3 separate regions of the Homo sapiens genome follow, and all the other regions are linked to region 3. The links are chromatin contacts, found by Hi-C or POLR2A ChIA-PET in ENCODE. All regions are on one chromosome and are shown on one strand. The core of a region is the stretch at or near the end of the contact, and the rest is flanking DNA. Distances in the headings are between cores, read along the strand shown. Region 1 holds the start of FOSB (FosB proto-oncogene, AP-1 transcription factor subunit). Region 2 holds the start of GIPR (gastric inhibitory polypeptide receptor). Region 3 holds the start of ARHGAP35 (Rho GTPase activating protein 35).

What was found. A loop is a pair of places that touch in the nucleus more often than their neighbours do. ChIA-PET counts read pairs that join two places held with the same protein, here RNA polymerase II (POLR2A). Pooled maps may share reads with other maps.
Region 1: a loop to region 3 is called in a pooled map, with 5 times the contacts of the local background. The contact joins the promoter of FOSB here to the promoter of ARHGAP35 in region 3. A Hi-C loop is called at or near these places in 4 of 50 pooled maps. POLR2A ChIA-PET finds 5 or more read pairs at or near these places in 2 of 52 experiments (GM12878 and WTC11).
Region 2: a loop to region 3 is called in a pooled map, with 4 times the contacts of the local background. The contact joins the promoter of GIPR here to the promoter of ARHGAP35 in region 3. A Hi-C loop is called at or near these places in 1 of 50 pooled maps. POLR2A ChIA-PET finds 5 or more read pairs at or near these places in 3 of 52 experiments (GM12878, OCI-LY7 and WTC11).

The regions. Positions count from the first base shown.
Region 1 is chr19:45,466,663-45,469,389 of GRCh38, reverse strand. FOSB (FosB proto-oncogene, AP-1 transcription factor subunit) reads right to left here and starts at 1,394. Exons shown (of 4, transcript NM_006732.3): 1 at 678-1,394. The coding sequence starts at 803. RefSeq lists an enhancer at 392-1,293 and a silencer at 1,478-1,757.
Region 2 is chr19:45,666,507-45,669,470 of GRCh38, reverse strand. It overlaps GIPR (gastric inhibitory polypeptide receptor), which reads right to left and starts at 1,250. Exons shown (of 14, transcript NM_000164.4): 1 at 1,173-1,250. RefSeq lists an enhancer at 546-825 and a silencer at 1,206-1,365.
Region 3 is chr19:46,859,221-46,862,356 of GRCh38, reverse strand. ARHGAP35 (Rho GTPase activating protein 35) reads right to left here and starts at 1,360. Exons shown (of 7, transcript NM_004491.5): 1 at 1,148-1,360. It overlaps LOC124904791 (translation initiation factor IF-2-like), which reads left to right. Exons shown (of 4, transcript XM_047439803.1): 3 at 1,037-1,300; 4 at 1,461-2,768. The coding sequence ends at 2,132. RefSeq lists a silencer at 1,052-1,591.

The sequences.
Region 1 (2,727 bases), core at 145-2,644, 1.4 Mb after region 3:
GAAACGCCGGGCTGCCCCCTCCCTTAGCAACGTGGCCCCGGCGTTCCAAAATAGAACGCTCCCGGGACGTCAGGGGCGGGGCGGACGAAGGGGGCGCCGCGCGCCGTGCGTGCCCCGCGTCAGACGGAGGATTCCAGCGCGTCAGCCGTTACGCACGGGTCCCCCGTTACGTCTCCGCGCAGGAGGCGGAGGCAGCGCGGCTGAGGGTTCGAGGCCCCTCTTCCCGATGGGTGGAGGGCGACCCGGCACCGAAGTGGGCGCTCCGAAGGAGGAGGAAAGGAAAAGAGACTGCTGGAAGCTTCCCCGGGATTTCCCCCACCTGCCTAACTGCGCTAGCTTCAGGTCTGGGACCCGAGCAGGGGGCAGTCCCGGGGCCGGCTCAAAGTTCTCAGCCCCGCTACCGCATACACGTTGCATTGAGCAGCGCATTACCCACCCCACCCCCACCTCGCCCCAAAGCCTACCCTCCCTGCCGCGTTCCCTCCTTGCGCTCCACGCACGCAACCAATTGCAAACATCTCCCGACTCTTTGCAGTTTGCAAAGTGCGCTGTGAGCCTTTTCCATCTCAGATCTAGGGTTCTGATGCGCCTTTTTGTGGGGGTTGGGGTTTATTCTTTTCACCCTTGACTTAAAAAATAAAACCTACAAAGCAGCACCCCTACTATCAAAAACTTACCTGGGAGGCGGCGGCGGTGGGTGGACTGCCGAAGGAGTCCACCGAAGACAGATATTGAGACTCGGCAGAGGGTGAGGAGCTGCACCGGGAGCCGGAGTCGTAGTCTCCGGGGAAAGCCTGAAACATTTCCCTGGGCACAGGGGGGCCCCTGTGACCACGCTGAGGTCGCCGGGAAGCCAAGGCTATGGCCGGGTTGGGGAAGTAAGGTGCAAGTCCGGGGTGAGCCGTGGGAGTCCCCGGTGAGCTGAGCGAGTCCTCAAAGTACGCTGTCCGGGGAAGCTCGGGGAAGGAGCAACGTCCCGTTCCAACAATGGCAAAGTTTCTGTGCAGTCTTCCTGCGGTGCCCAGGCCCCCACAGGATGCCGCTGTACCTCTTGAAAGTGCAGGCTCCGTAGGACCCAGGGGCGAGGGAGGGGTTGCTCCCCCAGGGGCAGAAAGCGCTGTCCCGCTGTACAGAATCAGCTTCAGCTACGGTCTCCTCCACGCGTCCGGCGGGTCCCACGGGGGGAGGGGAGTAATAAAGAAGACCAAAAAAAGTAAGTCGGTCCTCCAAAAGAAAATGAAGAAATATCTGGAAGAATCTTTCCAAAAACTTTCTCCCCGGAAAAAAAAAGATTAATGAAATTTCATAACCCCCAAGAAGAACCACAACAATCAAGTTTCCAAGTCTTGGTTCCGCGTGTCCCTGCCGTGGCCGTAGCTCTGAGTCTTATGAATGAAGCACAGACCCGCCAGCCTGTATTTATATGCCCGGGACCCGCCCCCCTGCTTACGTCACCCGCCCCTTGCTGGACAAACTTCCCCAAATCTCCGGCCCCGCCAAATCGAGTCCCGCACTGTCCAGCAAGAGGTCTGTTCTAGACTCGATCTGGTCACTTGCATGACCCTCGGGGCCCTGGGGGTCTCGGGGGTTGCGTTCCGGGCCACTCGGCGGGAGGGGATCCCGGCCCCGCCTTCCCGGAGTTCCTGTGACGCAATTAGCCATATAAGGAGCTCGGCCGGCGCGGCGGAGTGTTTGTTTGGTATCCTAGCAATGACGTCAGAGGGAATCCCTCGCTCGCTCGCGCGCGCGCCCGCGCCCCGCCCGCGCCTGCGCAGTGCAACGCCGCCCCGGGGGCTGGTAATAATAGGCGCTTAGACTAGCCCCGCAGGGACCCCGCTGACCCGGGCGGGGAAGACCCCAGCCTGCAGGTCCCCTTCACCTCTGGCGCCCCCACCTACCCTGTTCTACCGATGGTGCAGCGCCCCCATTCGAGAAGAAGAGCAGATCTCCAAAAGGAGACCCTGATTAGTGTGGTGTGGTCACGTAGGTGGGGAAACTGAGTCCCGAGCGGGCTGTGATGCTCAGGTGAAAGTGGAGGTAATGGAGGGATTCCGAGGCTCGTCCTGGTTTCTGTCCTGATTCGCTGTGCGAGCTTAGGAAATGTTTTCCCTCTCTGAGCTTTAGCTTTAATCTTCCCCGCTGGGCAAAGGATGTGTGTCTTGGACCCTGCTGGCCTTACAGGTCCGGCGTTTGGGAGGGATGCGGATTTGGAGGAGATGGGAAATGAAACTTAGAGAGAAGCCTCTCTTCTGATGGTGTTGGTAGCCTCTCCTTCCACCTTTTAATCCACCCGGAGACAAAGAATGTGTAAGAGGGAGGGGATATTATTATTAATTCTAATAATAATAATTAATGCCTTGTATTTGGCACTTGCCAAGCACAGCTCCTGTGCTACGCCTTTCAGTAGAAGATTTGTAATCCTTAAAACAGCTCTGGAAGGTTAAGAGAGAAAAATCTTCATTTTATAAAAGAAAAAAATGATACTCAGGGAGGTTAAATGACTTGCCCAAGATCCCATCACAAGAAATTCAAACTCAGAATTGTCAAACTCCAGATTTCCTACCCTTTCCATTTCTTTTCTGATTTCTGAGACCTGCCTGGTTGGATGAAACTCCCTGAAAAACCTGTGTCTGGGGTTTTTTTAAATGATAATGGCAATATTAGTAGCTTTCACTTGTCAGGTCTTTTTTTTTTTTTTTTTTTTTTTTTTTTTGAGACGGAGTCTTG
Region 2 (2,964 bases), core at 1-2,500, 1.2 Mb after region 3:
GGTCCCAGGGCAAGGTCAGCACCTCTGCCCTCCTACTCCAACCCCAGCGTCACCCCGCCTCAGGGATTCACACACAGGGGCAGACGGCTGGGGAGCCGTATACACGCGGGACTCCGAGGCAGCGCACCCGCTCCCGCAACTCCCAGGCGTGATGATCTGGGGGGAGGGAGAGGCACGCGGAGTGGGTGGAACTCCGGTGGTGGGCGGGGCCCCTTAAGTGATTCCCCGGCCTCCCCTGACTGTTGTTGGGGCAGCAAAGGTGGAAGGGGGGGGTGTTTGCTGAGCGGGCGGTTGCCCTAGAGCTACGCTGGGCGGAAGTGTCAGTGTCACCGAAGTCTGGACCTACAGACTCCTGGGAACCCGGGGACCGCCTTGGAGAGGAGGGGGTAGAAACCGTCAGCCTAGACCCCTTTTCTATGGGGAACTGAAAAACTTGAAGGTTTTCAGTACCCCCTAGTGGGGTACTTGAAACGCCCATCTGAGTTCCCACAGCCTGGTGGAGAACTTGAAACGCCCATCCGAGCTCCCACTCTCCAAGCCCAAAGGGTTTTCTAGCACACATAGGAACCTGACCTTACAAAACTTTCCCCGCTGGGGGTAGATAAAGCCCAGAGTAAGTGGAACAACCCTTTCCCAGCATCCAAATACTTAGGGACTAGAGAAGCGACAGATCCGGGGTTAGATGTGCAGATGCCTGGAAATCGGTCTAACGCCCGACACCCACTCACCCGCGCCCCCGCGGCTCCACGTAGAGAAAGACGGAAGCAGAGAGGATCTCAGGTCGAGCCTCAGAAGGACAGACAACGGCGTCACAGACACAAGAGACAGAAATGTAAAGACTGAGAGGCGCAGAGACGGAGGGACAGAATGAGACCCCCAGCCAGAGACCAGAGAAAAACAAACAGAGAAAGAGACGCAGATGTGGGCTAGGAGACAAAGAAGAGGCAGAGACGTGGAGGGAGACAGAGCAGGGGAAAGAGAAGTTATCTAGCAGCTAACCAGAGATGGAAACACGCAGACAGAGACATCAAGAGACAGAGATGAGCAGAGATGGTGGTGGGCACAGAGACAGAGAGACAAAGGCAGGGCAGAGAAGCAGAGAGGGAGAGTGCCAGAGACTTGAGAGGTCAAGGGGGGGCAGGGAGAATGGGCTGGGATTGGGGAGCCCTCACCTGTCCCCAGTCCTGCTCCTGGTCACTTGCTCCTGCAGCCCCTGCCACCGCTGCCTCCAACTGCCTTGTCTCGGCTCTGGGAGAGGTGACAGGCGCTGGCAGCCCGGGGTGATGGGAGGGGGCGGGGCCAAGGCGGGACAGGGAACGGAAGCGGGGAGCTCTGGGGCAGAGAGCCGAGCAGGGGGCAGTCATCAAGGTCATGAGGGAGGGCAGTTACTGAATTGTCCTTATCGTCCTGAGGACCCCTGCACCAAGTGTGTACAATCTCTCATGCTGTCCCACCCACAGGTACCCGCCCCCACCGCCACTCATTCCCAGAGCCTCAGTCACTCAATCAAACATGCAGTGTCACACACAATCCCATAGGCTGAGCCATGGAAAGGCACAGTCACAGAACCTCACAAGCTGTTACTCACACAGTCACACATTCAGTCACACCCATACAGTCCCATGGTCACACCCAGACAGCCACAGTCTCTCACTCACAGGTGGACAGTCATCCACTGTGACACACAGTCATGTACCCAGGGCTATGGACTCCTGCACACACACAGTAACGCTCACAGTGTCTCACAGTTCCAACAACACTGTCAATCACCCACACATTCACGCAATCACCGGGTTTCATCACAAACACTGTTGCCCTGCTAGCCTGTGTGGCCCAGGAGGGTAGAGCCAGGACATCTGGGTCACCACTGGGTCCCCAAAATCGTTAAGAGCAGGGGTTCAAGGAAGGATTGTCATGAAATAAATATACGCAGTATGCAGTTGTGTGGTTACTCGCAGACATAGAATTTTTTTTTTTTGAGACAGAGTCTTCCTCTGTTGCTGAGGCTGGAGTACAGAAGCATGATCTCAGCTCACTGCAACCTCCGCCTCCTGGGTTCAAGCAATTCTCCCACCGCAGCCTCCCAAGTAGCTGGGATTCCAGGCACACACCACCACAACCGACTAATTTTTGTATTTTTAGTAGAGACGGTGTTTCACCATGTTGCCCAGGCTGGTCTCAAACTCCTGACCTCAGGTGTTCCACATGTCTTGGCCTTCCAAAGTGGTGGGATTACAGGCGACAGCCACCACACCCGGCCCATACAATCCTTTTTACATTTTATTTATTTATTTATTTATGAGAGTGGAGTGCACTGGAACAATTATAGCTCACTGCAGCCTCCACTTCCTGGGCTCAAGGGATCCTCTTAACTCAGCCTCTTGACTAGCTGGGACTATGGGCATGAGCCACCATGCCCCACCATTTTATTAAAAAATAATTTCAACTTTTTTTTTTTTGAGACAGGGTCTCACTCTGTCACCCAGGATGGAGTGCAGTGGCGCCATCTTGGCTCACTTCAACCTCCGCCTCCAGGGTTCAGGAGATTCTCCTGCCTCAGCCTCCCGAGTAGCTGGGACTACAGGTGTGTGCCACCACACCCAGCTAAAATTTTTGTATTTTTAGTAGAGATGGGGTTTCACCATGTTGGCCATGCTGGTCTCCAACTCTTGGCCTCAAGCAATCCTCCTGCCTCGGCCTCCCAAAGTGCTGGGACTACAGGGATGTGCCATCACACCCAGCCTCAACTTTTATTTATTTATTTATTCATTTATTTTAATTCATTTTATTTATTATTTTTTCTAGACAGGGTCTCACTCTGTCACCCAGGCTGGAGTGCAGTGGCGCCAACTTGGCAACCTCTGCCTCTTGGGTTCAGGCGATTCTCATGCCTCAACCACCAGAGTAGCTGGGACTACAGGTGTATGCCACCACGCCTGGCTGATTTTTATATTTTTAGTAGAG
Region 3 (3,136 bases), core at 111-2,610:
TGCAGTAGCTCAGAGGAGTGCCAAAAAGGAGGTGGGGAAGAGAGGAAACCTCCAAGAGAACACGGGCTGAAACTGAAGGCAGTCTGAGTTAGGGATACATCATTTAAGTGAATAGCAGAAATGGGAGACCTGCAGAGTCAGAGAAGGGGGAGGAGGCTGCTTCCCGGGAAGGCAGAGTCAGAAGCAAGCAGGTGAGGGGAGCGCAGCAAGATCTGAGGTCGGGCAAGGGGCAGAGCTGAGAGGCAGAAAGGTCTGGAAGAGAGGAAAGGGTCTGAATGGTAAACGGGAACAAGAGCTGAGAAGGGGAACAGGCAAGCACGGTGCAGCCAAGTCCGAGGGGATCAGGGGAATGAGCTGGGGCACGGAAGGGTCAGAAAGCCAGCCGAGGGGCATCCCGGGGTGCAGCAGGCTCTGCGAGAGGGCAGACAAGAAATGCGGGTAGTAGGGCCCACGAGGGAACGGGATTCAGTCCAAGGGGAAGACCTGGGGCAGCAGTGCCTGGCCGAACAGGGGTCTCAGATGGATCTCCAAAGGGTTGGAACCGCAGGTCCTAAAGGGACAGCTCCCAGGGTGCAACAGATTCTGAGACAGGAATAATAGCACAGAAGGTAGGTCAAAGAAGGGGCCGAGGACAGATCTGAAGGGTGGTGAGAGCAGAATCGAGAAGAGGGAGAAGCGTCACGGATCTCAAAAGTGGGAGCCACAATTAAGAGATGCAGAATGGTCAATGAGGAGAAGATGGGTCCCAGGAGCACTGCAGAGCCCGGGAGGAGCGAAGGGCATTATGGAGGGGTGGAAGGGGGAAGGGGGGCGCAGAATTGGGAACCGGTTGGCTGAAGTCGGGTAGGCTCCGAGGCAGACACCGAGATCCCAACGGGTCGGGGATGGGGGCGGCGGCGGGGACAGCAGGGCTGGGGCGGGCAGGGGCAGGTCCAAAGGGCAGGAGGGCCCCACGGGCCGGGCCGACGCGCGAAGCGACGGGGACGGCGGGGCCCGGGGGGCTGGGGGGGGGGCCGCTCCTCCCCTCCCCCTCCAGCTCCTCCATTGTTCGCGGGCTCCGGGCCCCGCCGTCCCCGCCTCCCCCTGGACCCCGCAGCGGGGCGGCGCCCGGCCTCGCCGCCCGGGGCCCGTGAGCTCGCGCACTCACCAGCTGGGCGCCCTCAGCGCGGCCCCGGCCTCCAAAATCCCGGCAGCAACGACGGGGGCCCCGGCGCCATGTTCCCCTGCTCCTAGTCCAGCGGCGGCTGAGGCGGCGGCGGCGGCTCCGGCGGCGGGGGGCCGGGCGGACCCTCCCTCGCGGGTTCCCTCCTCCGCCTCCTCCACCTCCTCCTGCCGCCGCGCCGCGGCTCTCCCTCGGGGCGGGGGGCGGGGAGGGGAAGGGGGGAGGGGCGGCAACCAGGGGGAGGGCGGACCAGCCTCGCTCACTCCCTCCCTCCCTCCCTCCCTCGCAATGGCGGCAGCGGCGGCACCTCCTTCCTGCGACGGCCGCTCCCGCGCGCGCGCCCCCTCGCTACTGCGCGTGCGCGGCGCGTGGACCGTTGCAGGGGTATAACGGCCCCTGGGCGCGCGCCGCGAAGGGACAACCAGCGAGGCAGTGGGAAGAGGTCAGAGCGCGTGCGCACCCGAGGGGCTTACTGCCACAGCCGCTGCCTGAGGTTAGGAACGGCCGCGGACGGTGCAGTGCGCGTGCGCCCCCGAAAATGCCGCTATTGCGGCGGCCGCCGTCGCGACTGAGCGCGAGGCGACTTGCAAACGAGCAGAGGGAGCGGGATGGGCGAGCGCGCGTGCGCGGGGGGCTGCCAGCCGGCGCAGCTGCTGGCGCAGGGCGGAGGGAGTGGTCCGCAGGAGCTGCGCGCGCGTCTCAAGCAGCCGATCTACTGCCTCGCGCTGGCTCCTGGAGAAAGCCGAAGGAGAGAGGCATGGCCCGGTTTTGGGGGTGGGGGGCGAAGGGCGCGATCCCGCTCGCGCGGGACCTGACCAGCCAATGGGAAGCAATGGGAGGTGGGTTTGCCGCGCGAGCCGCAGCCGCCGGGATAACGGAGGAGGCCAGAAGGAGCGACGTAACGTGGGGCGGTGGGGCGGGGCTGAGAAGGAGGGAGCGCACCAGAGAGGGAGTTGATTGGAGGATATGAGGAGGCGTGGCCCGCCTCAGCCCAATCCGAGCCCCGCAATTCGTCGTCCCGGAAGAAGAGGCGGGGCTGGAGAGCGCGTGCTCTTTCTCCTGGCTGTGAAGAAAATCTGCAGCCAACGCGCGCGTCCATGCAACTTGTTTTTGGTTCTGTGAACGACTGATCCCCAGGAGAGGGAAGACGGCCTGGTCCTGTGTGCAGCCCAAGCCTGTCACTTAGCATTGTGCAAATGGCTACAAATCGAATGTCAATTAGGGCGCCTGAAGGGAAAAGAGTAGTGATGGGAGAGGGCACCGCTGTAACCCTTGACTCCTCTGAACTGAGGAGGTGTTCCTCTGGGACTCCTCCGGAAGTACAGATCGTGGAAGATGAGCTTCCCGGGCGCCGAGCCAATATTTGTGGAATGCATGAAGAAAGGCTGTTTCCTATTACATTTGGCATTTCTGCCATCAGTCTCTTCATCTATAAAATGGGATAATAATCGTACCTCTCTCGTAGGGCTGCTGTGAAAATTAAATAGATTATATTTTGCAAAGCTCTTGAAATCATGCATTGCATACATAGTAAGCGCTCTGTAAGCGTTGATAAATAAAATTACAGGGGCTTGTTTATTCCATTAATAAAGATTTTTATATTAAAGGATGTTTCCATTGACTTTTTTTTTTTTTTTAATGTAGCACTTTTAGGGCCAGGCGCGGTGGCTCATGCCTGTAATCCCAGCACTTTGGGAGGCCGAGGCGGGCGGATCACTTGCGGTCAGGAGTTCGAGACCAGCCTGGCCAACATGAAACCCCGTCTCTACTAAAAATACAAAAATGAGGTGGGCGTCGTGACGGGCGCCTGTAATCCCAGCTACTCGGGAGGCTGAGGCAGGAGAATCGCTTGAACTCGGGAAGCGGAGGTTGCAGTGAGCAGAGATAGCACTGGACTCCAGCCTGGGCAGCAGAGGGAAACTCCGTCTCAAAAAAAAAAAAAAAAAGGCACTTTTAATGCATTCAGTCTGATTT